2 separate regions of the Homo sapiens genome follow, and region 1 is linked to region 2. A link is a contact called in ENCODE Hi-C or POLR2A ChIA-PET data. All regions are on one chromosome and are shown on one strand. Each heading gives the region's core, a stretch centred on a gene start or an enhancer-like site at or near the end of the contact. The rest is flanking DNA. Distances are from core to core; before and after follow the strand shown. Region 1 overlaps BICC1 (BicC family RNA binding protein 1). Region 2 has its middle 30 kb from the start of TFAM.

What was found. A loop is a pair of places that touch in the nucleus more often than their neighbours do. ChIA-PET counts read pairs that join two places held with the same protein, here RNA polymerase II (POLR2A). Pooled maps may share reads with other maps.
Region 1: a map of chondrocyte shows a loop between it and region 2 (2.9-fold over the local background). The contact joins two enhancer-like sites. A Hi-C loop is called at or near these places in 1 of 168 maps with a recorded cell type or tissue (chondrocyte) and 1 of 50 pooled maps. POLR2A ChIA-PET finds 5 or more read pairs at or near these places in 2 of 52 experiments (MCF 10A and RWPE1).

What each region holds. Positions count from the first base shown.
Region 1 is chr10:58,752,317-58,757,461 of GRCh38, forward strand. All of the region lies in intron 3 of BICC1 (BicC family RNA binding protein 1), which reads left to right. Among named protein-coding and RNA genes, the nearest start is that of BICC1, 240 kb to the left of the region's middle. Within about 2 kb of position 3,540, at least 7 of the 41 ENCODE cell types and tissues checked have a DNase peak (open chromatin) inside an H3K27ac peak, as active enhancers do.
Region 2 is chr10:58,413,536-58,418,168 of GRCh38, forward strand. No RefSeq gene overlaps it. Among named protein-coding and RNA genes, the nearest start is that of TFAM, 30 kb to the left of the region's middle. Within about 2 kb of position 1,321, at least 2 of the 41 ENCODE cell types and tissues checked have a DNase peak (open chromatin) inside an H3K27ac peak, as active enhancers do.

The DNA.
Region 1 (5,145 bases), core at 2,290-4,789, 340 kb after region 2:
GATATTAGGCATGCCCAGGGATAGAGTTTGAGTATCTGCTTGCAAAACGTCTCAGTAGAAGGATCTAATTCTCTGGCACAATTGCAAGATTTGGGCCTTCCTGAACAATCCTACTGTCTGTCTGGGGCTGATTCTTCGGAATGCCATCAGAACCTGGGTTAGCAGCAGTTGAACCAGGGCTCAATAATGGGTGAAGAGAGAAAGAACAATTTTCTTTTAGCATCTTTATCCTACTTGGCTGCTAGGCTGCTGTCTTTCTTCTCATTTCTCTTCTTCCTGAATCTTCTTCTGATCCCATCTCCTTAGTTGAGTATCTTAGAGGCACCGTTGATTCTAGAAATAGTTTTGATTATTTTCAAGAGCACATCTGCCCTGAATGCTAAAGGACATTTCAAAACCATAGTGGTGGGCAATGTTTTGTTACTTTGGGTATACAGCATTTACTTTACCATGCACTTTCATTCGTGGCTGCAAAGAACAGAAAACCCAACCAGTAGTAGCTTCCAAGAGCAAAGGTGAATTTTCCCACTTAGCACAAAAGGTCTGGAGGTCAGCAGTGCAGGCTGGTTCCATTGACTGATGATGCAGGTGACCAGGGACCGAGGTGCCTGCTCTCTAGAGAGCTGTGCTGGCTTTCTTTATGCTTCCCATAAAGAAAATGTGGTCACAACTTTGTAGCTGCATCTGAGTAATCAGGAAAAAGTGGGGCGATTGAAGGGCTGCAGGGTGTTCCACTCTTCCTTCCTCTGCAAATGGGTATTTACACTGCCTCTGCTGGGCTCCCCAAAGCCTAGTGTCTCAAAGTCAACTTAATATTTTTCTATTTGATTTTACGTTGTTGTTGTTTTTGTTGTTGTTGTTGTTGAGATAGGGCATCCCTTTGTCACCCAGGCTGGAGTGCAGTGGCATGATCATGATCATAGTTTTCTGCAGACCCAATTTACCAGGCTTAAGCGGTTCCCCCACCTCAGCCTCCTGAGCAATTGGGACCCCAGGCACACACCATCAGGCCTGGCTGATTTTTTATTTTTGTTAGAGACAGAGTCTCGCTATGTTGTCCAGGCTTGTCTCAAACCTCCAGGGCTCAAGTGATCCTCCTGCCTTGGTCTCCCAAAGTGCTGGGATTACAGGTATAAGCCACCACGCCTGGTCAGTTTACCTTTCTTATGTAGACCTTTGATCCATCTGGAATATGTTTTTGTATATGATGAGAGGGATCCAATTTTTTTCCACAAGATGAGTCAGTTTTCCCAGCATCAGTTTCTAGATAATCTGTCCTTTCTCACAGGCTTATGATGCCACTTCTCTGCATCGGCCACACCTGCTTTCTTTATGATGCCACTTGTTAGCTAAGTTGGAAAACACACACACAGACACACACACACACACAGTCTCTTTTCTCTCTTTCTTTTTCTTCATCCCTCCTTTATATTTTTCTGGAATTTCTATTCTTTTCCATTTTTCTCTTACACTTTGTAATATACCTTGATATATGCTGGACAAAGGCCCTTTTTGCCTTGCCTTGCCATTTTTCCCTATTCCGTACTATATCATTTGTCCTGTTTCATTTTTCTTCCCCCCCTTTACTTTTCTTCTCTTTTTCTTCTTAAAATTGACAGTAGATGATATCTCTGCATACTCACCATATGATAGGACTTAATTTTTGTGTTTCTCTTTCATTGACCACCAACTGTAAAGCAAATTTTGAGGTATTAGGTGTATAAAAAGGCTACATTCAGCAATAACAGCCTAAAAACAGCATACTGTGTGTTTCTAAAAACTGTATGTTTTTGGCCACTACAGAAATTTTGGGTTTGTTTTGTTTTGCTTTGGTTTTGACTGCCAGATGGAGCAAAGTGTTCATGTACAGCTCAAACATAGCTCTGTATAATGTTGCCTTTTTTTACTCTTGTCTCCTTACAGTCATTATCTGACTAAAAGTAATTAGTGTGTTGGAAATTTAGAGTGAATAACTTTGAGAGGAAGCACTTATTTTCTTTTATTGCAAGTAAAAGATGTTTTTTGATTCAGTTGAATAGTACTTGAAAGACTGAACGAATGTAGCAAATTCTGTCAGCAAACTGGATAATCCAAAAGTTGAAAATGTGGGGGTCTGCAAAAATCAGTTACAGAAGATTAAAGTACCTTTGGTAGCACATTATTAAGAAAATCCACAGCTGTTTTAAAGTGGGTGTTTCCTCATGGAGAAAAGTCTAAAGTCTCTTGCAGTTACATTCTGATTTCTTCGTAGCTTGCCAAAGGTTGGCAACCTTTGCTCAGTACATGCCTCACACGGCAGGGAGCAGGAGTGTCTCATCATTTCTGGGGTGGGTGGTCTCCTTGGGGGAGCCCAGGGATGCCTTATGCATGGCTGAGAAATTTTCTTTCTGTGGCCCTCTGTACTGTATGGGCTTTAGGGACAAACTTGTGAGGGGGGGTGTGTATGTGTGTGTGTGTGTGTGTGTGTGTAAAACACTCTTCTTGAGCTCTGACTGCAAGAAGAAATGGTTTGAGAAGACAGAGGAAGGCTGAGAAAGGACTTTGAATGTGAAAATGCTATTCTTGTAGCATCCTTAATGCCATTGGTCCTTAGCTTTATAGATCAAGATTGCGAGTGAGCCCCTTATAGGTCTGGGGTTTATTGTTGCTAATACCAGATGAGTTACAGTATGTATTGCAGTCCTTGTATTTTAAGTTACATCTGGTTTCTCTTAAAGTTCCTTAGTAAACCAAAACTGTTGGTGAGTGGAAGCCTGATGCTGAAAATTTTGAAAAGCAACTGTGTCAGATCACAGGATTTTTCTTTGTTTTTTGTTTTCATAGAGTTGTTTTGGGCTTGGTGACTGTTTCATTTAAATCAAGTATAAATGCACAGAGGTAAACAGACACTCCTATTTAGTCTTAAGAACTTGGTTTGATTTGGAATTTTAACTGCCAGGGCCCACTGTTTAGTGTCTAGCCTGCTTTCTATTTCCTGCGCTATTGTTTTGCTTTTGGTCACCTTAGGGGAAAGGCTACAGCTTCCATGGTCCCAAAGTCAGTGGCGCTGTCAGATTATAAACTGAGAAGAGCTGATTCCTTGGTGGACAACCAGAGTTCTTCATGTGATTTTAGTTTACATTTAGTTGGATTTCACATTACAGTACATTTGGTGAATTATTTCCTGAATGAGACTGAGAAATCACTGGGCTCTGGCAACTCTGTACTGCTTCCTCTGCTTTAGGGATTTTCTGTCTGAAATCTTCAGAAAAAGTTGCAATAGAGTTCATGAAAACCCTCAGTTCTAAATGGACACATGAAGAAACACCTTAGGTTTGAAAGGGTGTTTTAAAATTACATTCCTGTCTTGTATTTTTTTTTCTCCTTTTTATTTTTTTTTTCTTTTTGGCCTAAGTTTCAATGACATTCTGGAAGATGAATTTCAGTTGGGTTTTGGGAAACTATTTCCAGCAGCGGTTGAGTCTGGATTTGATTCCACAGAGTTACAGCCGAGGCTTCTCTGCATTGGCCACACCTGCTTTCTTGAGCAACCTGAGAGACACTGCCTGTGGACATTTTCCACTACTTAGTGATTAGTCACCTCACAGTTCTGCTGTTTTTGCCGTGAGATAATTTCACTTTCTCCTTCTGCTCCTGCGTGTTCTATGTCTGTTTTCACCCATCTTTGCTTTTCCCATTTTCCTCTGGATTTATTTATTCTGTCCCTTACATTTCTTTATACATTTGCCTCTTCTTATCCTGGGAACCTCACACCTCTGCTTGTTCCATTTTCACTTGTTTCTGGATGTGTTGTATCTATTCCTTTGAAAAACGTTGCTCTTTTGTAACATGACCTGTCCCAGCATCATCAAGATAGAGACTTTTAAAAAATACTCCCTTTCGTATCTTAGAAGGCAATAGATCTTCTTTCCCAGCCAACCAGCTGGAAAGGCTTTTTTTTGCTTTTCCGTTTTTTGCATTTCCACGTAGACTGCGTTGCTCCTTGCTAGAGAAACCACAAGCATTCCTGTGTGAAATGAAACTCGCTGTTTTGTGATTTTGTGTGTGGGGGTGGAGAGGGGCATGGTAATATTTAGAGTCCCTGGCCTTTGCCTCCCAAAGGTTTGTCATTAACATTTTGTTGATTTTTAAGCTTGCTCTTATATTTAGGACCAGTTTACTGAGTTTACCTCCCATTCCCTTTCTAGCAGGACACCCAAGAGTCCTGTTTGCTCATTTCCTCTTGTCCTGGTCCCACCCTAAGGGTTTTCCATGGGCTCGCACTTCTCAAGGAGTTCTTGGGATCCAGGACCCTTTAGCAACTACTAGCCTTTTTTTTTTTTTTTTTTTTTTTTTTTTTTTTGCCAGAGTCTTCTCCTTAGCAACTGTAATGGCATATTAAGTTACCAGTTAATTCCTTTGTGAGGAAGCGTAGCAGTTTAATATCGAACAAAGGCATGTTTGAGCAAATATTGACAATTGAACACTTTAGCAACATTAAGATGCCTTTTATAATGGATCTGTCTTACAAAGAAAAGCGATAACTTTCTAGTCTCTTATGCTGTCCAAAACTCAGGGACTTCGTAGATTTAGATAACATGATTTCCTTGGTAGTTGGATTTCAGCAATATCATAGACTTTGATAGTGAAGCATGCTTGTATGCTATTTTCAAATAATTTTCATTGGTGCTAACATTTTTAAAAATTCAATTATTGTCTCACTGCTTTAATTTCTTAGTTACTCTAATAACAAAGCCCTTTTATTGTGCAGAGAAGTAACCGTATGTAATTTATAATACGGGATGCTGAACAGGACTTATCGTGTAACCCGCTACAAGACTTTAGAATATACAAGGACTGTATATAAAATAATGAGACCAAGTCTGTGGCTCAGGCATGAAATCAGCCACCTTGTTGAATGTTAAACTACTTTTATATAATGTTCTGTGGATTTGTATTTGTTCATGAGTATGTGAACATTTCTCCTCTATGAAATAAAGCTGTCAATGAGTTCTATGAAATCGTAACACATTTTCTATAGGACGAGTATTTGACGTTATGGTTAAATATAGTACCAATTTATCTACCCAACTATTATCATGTTTCTATGTTTCTACTGGAAAATGCACTCCTAATTGAGATGTCAGAGGTGAGAACTAAAGCCTC
Region 2 (4,633 bases), core at 71-2,570:
GGAGATCGCGCCGTTGCACTCCAGCCTCGGCAACAAGAGCGAAACTCCGTCTGAAAAAAAAAAGAAATTACTAGGCCCAGAGACCCATGAATATTTAAATCCTGCCAAAGAATAAATAGAAAAGGAAGGCATATACTGAAGGAAGGTTAGCAAAGGGAAACAAACTAACACAATAAATGTGCTTTTGACTTCCAACCCCAATAGAGACAACTCACATAAATTTGTCTACAGTGAAGCCTCTTCTAACCCACCTTCCTCCATCCAAAGATCCCAAGCCACAGTTCCAATTGGCCACAAAATGACCATGGGGGATAAAGGGGGAATAGAAAGATGTGACTGTGACTTAAACTTCTGTGAACATAGACCCTGGACCTTACCACTTTAGCAGCTTGGAAGGAAGATGAGAGAACACTCCTGTGGATGTGATATTGAGGGAAAGTGTGTTGCAAGCAGAGGAAAACGTAAGTGCACTGAGGCAGGAGCATGCTTGGCATGCCCAAGGGTCATCTCCTGATTCTTGGCTTTTATTTACTGTTTAATCTGTAACTCTGACAAGTGTTTTGTGTATCAACTGACAGCTAGAGATGTGATACTTTTAAACATTGTGACTTTCATTCCTTGGCTGTACTGGGCAATATTATATTCAGAAACAGAAACTTTGTTTGTTGACATAAAGTTATTCCCTACTGGCACTTAACATTCTGAAAATCAGTGATGTCACTCTTTTCCTAATCAACATTTATGATGGTGGTATGGTTGGGGGGACCTTGTAAAGACAGATTATAAAGAGAAGTGATATGAATAATACTGGCAATAAATTAAACGCTTTTATTGGAAGACTTCATTTGGATTCATAGTTTGTACAAATGATTCATAATTTACCATGTGCTTTCTGATCATTCCATGAACCATGAGGAATGCTTAAGACTGCCCCCACTCTGATTGTGGAAGAAAAGATAAGCTATACCTAGAGGTCTAAGTTAATAGCACCTCGGTAAAACTTGATCTGTATGGCAGTTGACCCAATCATTTGGAAGTAGTTTTGGTGCCCAGTTTGGTGGATTTTTCCTGGTTTCCATGAGGTTCAGACATCTAGAGCTATTTATCCCAGGAAACTACAGCTAGATTCATTCTCTTATGAGGCTGTTTTCACATTTCTCAAAAGTAGTTTATTCCACAAACATCAGAGGGCAGCATTTGATAGGGATTCCAAAAAGACAGAAAAGCTTGTCCACATCGGACCTGCTTGCATGCTCCACTGGGCTATGCTTTTCTCTCTCCTCTTTCCTGGTTCCATTTCTGTTTTCAAGCCAGGAAATGCCTTCACCTGTGGCTTTCCAGAAACCACTGCTCCCTTCTTCCTCATGGGACACGGTGAACTGGCTGAGGTACATGGTAGATTAGTGCTCCGCCTCCCTTCTCCCTCCTTCTTGGATGCTTTCTTGTACTACACAGGCTGGAAAGCCAAAAATTCCATGTCCTGATTTTCTTATAGTGAAGGTTCCAGATGTGGGAACCTCAGTCCATGATGAAGATCTGACAAAATCTCAGCCAACCCAACGGGGAGCTCCAGAGCAAAGATTGCTCATTAAAGAAACCCACAGAAATGGCCAGGCCCTAGTGTCCTTACTGTGCTCAGTCACTGGGTGGGGGTTACCTTGGAAGAATGCAGATTCGGCTTGAAAGTGAAGGCAGATCATGAATTCATTAACAGCTGAGGCTGCCAGCAAGTTCTTCCTTCAAGGGTGTTATGAGCAGTAAACCTCCATGGTTGCCACAATCCACCCTTGTGCTGTGTGGCTTCGTATCACCATATACACTTGCAGAGCAGCTTCTTTGGGGTCCCAGTGAGCCTCTCTTCCTAAGGGGAAACTGAGAAGAGGGAGCTTAGGGGCTCCAATTGGTATTCACTATCCCCACCTTCCCCACCCAATGTCCATTCTAAATTCCCTGCTTCCTCAGCTACCACCTCCGTGGCTTACCTACTGAGCTGACTCTAACTCCCATTCCTGAGGGGTCTGGACCCCTGATAATCACACTTTTCTCAGATCAGGATGGCTGCACTTGTCCATTCACAGTCACATCTGGATAAAGGAGTAACAGGAAGTGCCCCTGCAGATCACCTGAGTTCTGTAAATGTTCCTCTCAATTGTATAAGAAAGAGGTGTAAGCCTCACCTTTTTCTGCTGGTCAGGGCCAATGACACCTTTCAGGACAATGACTCCTGTTCTTGCCTGCTGGTCCTGAATATAAAGAGCCAAAGTGCCCAGAGGGCAGCTGAGGCTGGTAGTTTAATGGAAATCTTGCTGTGTCCCTTGGCAAGGGTGTGTCCCCTTTTGGAACTGGGACCTCTAATCCTGCAGAGCCCAGAGTTAAAGGGACAAAAAGAAAAGCCCCCTAGTGGGTCATTGAAAATGATGTTAGGTAGGGCCACTTGTGCTTCTATACCTTGGTTCCTACTGGAGACCCAGCAGCATATGGAGGTGTCTGATTCAGTATGTATACTTCATCCTATTGGATGCCTATGAGTTAGTGTTTCAGCTGTGCCTTTTTCAGAGTGTTGCCTGTGAGTTAGTGTTTCAGTTGTTTCTTTCCAGCAAATCATTTCATTACTCTAATAGGCTGGTAGTGTCTGGATGGGGCAGTATGTGATATGACCATTGGGTCTCCTGGTTATGGCTCTCACTCTCATACCTCCTTCTCTCCCATACCTTCAGTGGGTTCTCTGATCAGATGCTGTATTGTCTAGGATTCTATGACTATGGATCAGGCATTCCATAGCCAGACCCTCCAAATCTGATAAAATCCCATGCAGCTATCTTCTACTGTGATGCAGTAACAGAGAGACCCAATTAATTAATTTTATTGATGTAGATCCTGTAAAAATACAACTTAAGAGTGCAATTGGTACAAAGATAGAAACAAATCTACACATACTAGTCACCTAACTTATGACAAAAATGACACTGCTGTGCAGTGAGTGGTAATAGATGATTATGTTAATAAATGGTGCTGGTTGGGCAGGTGGTATGGCCCACACCTGTAATCCCAGCACTGTGGGAGGCCAAGGTGGGAGTATCACTTGAGGCCAGGAGTTTGAGATCAGCCCAGGGAACAAAGTGAGACCCTATGTCTACCAAAAAATGTTTAAAAATTAGATGGACATGGTGGCACACACTTGTAATACCAGCTACTTGAGACTGCAGTGAGCTATGATCATGCCACTGCACTCCAGCCTGGGAAACACAGTGAAACCTTGTCTCTAAAAAATAAATGCATACATACATACATACATACATAAAAATAAATTATGCTGGGCTGGGAGCAGTGGCTCATGCCTGTAATCCCAGCACTTTGTGAGGCCAAGGCAGGTGGATCACCTGAGGTCAGGAGTTCAAGACCAGCCTGACCAACATGGCGAAACCGCGTCTCTACTGAAAATACAAAAATTAGCCGGGCGTGGTGGTGGGCACCTGTAATCCCAGATACTTGGGAGGCTGAGGCAGGAGAATTGCTTGAACCTGGCAGAGGTTGCAGTGAGCCAAGATCGCACCATTGCACTCCAGAGCCTGGGCAATAGAGTGAGACTCTGTCTCAAAAAAAAAAAAAAAAAAAAAAAGGATGCTGGGCAACTGGATATCCACATGGAAAAAATGTATCTTGATCTTGAGCCTTCCTTACACTAAACTAAAAAAATAAATCCAGCTGGATTGTTGATCTAAATGTGAATGGTAAGACAATAAAGCTTTAGGAGAAAACAGAAAATTTCTGATACCTTGGAGTATGCAAAGATTTCTTAAAAAGACAACAAAGTACTTACCAAAAAGGAATATACTTATGAATTGGAGTTTAATAAAATTGAGAACTTATGTTTATCAAACAAACAAACCACATGGAATGTCAAAAGGCAAGCCAGGTCTAGGAGAAAATATTTGCAATGGCACCTGCTTAACAAAGGACTCCTACCCATTTATATAAAATTCTCTTATTTTCTTACAAATAAGAAAAAGAGATAACCCAACAAAAAGAGCAACAAGCAAGATTTAACAGGTGCTTTACCAAAGAGGATATCATTCATTTAATTCATTTGTTTCTGTTTATTTTCTTTTGTTTATTTACTTTTTATTTTTTATTATACTTTAAGTTCTATGGTACATATGCACAACGTACAGGTTTGTCACATATGTATACATGTGCCAAGTTGGTGTTACTGTACCTGTTAGCTCGTCATTTACATTAGGTACTTTTTTTTAAAATTATACTTTAAGTTCTAAGGTACATGTGCACAGCGTGCAGGTTAGTCACATATGTATACATGTGCCATATTGGTGTGCTGCACCCGTTGACTCGTCATTTACATTAGGTATTTCTCCTAATGCTATCCCTCCCTGCTCCCCCCACTCCACGACAGGCCCTGGTGTATGATGTTCCCCACCCTGTGTCCAAGTGTTCTCATTGTTCAATTCCCACCTATGAGTGAGAACATGTGGTGTTTGGTTTTCTCTTCTTGCGATAGTTTGCTCAGAATGATGGTTTCCAGCTTCATCCATGTCCCTACAAAGGACATAAACTCATCCTTTTTTATGGCTGCATAGTATTCCATGGTGTATATGTGCCACATTTTCTTAATCCA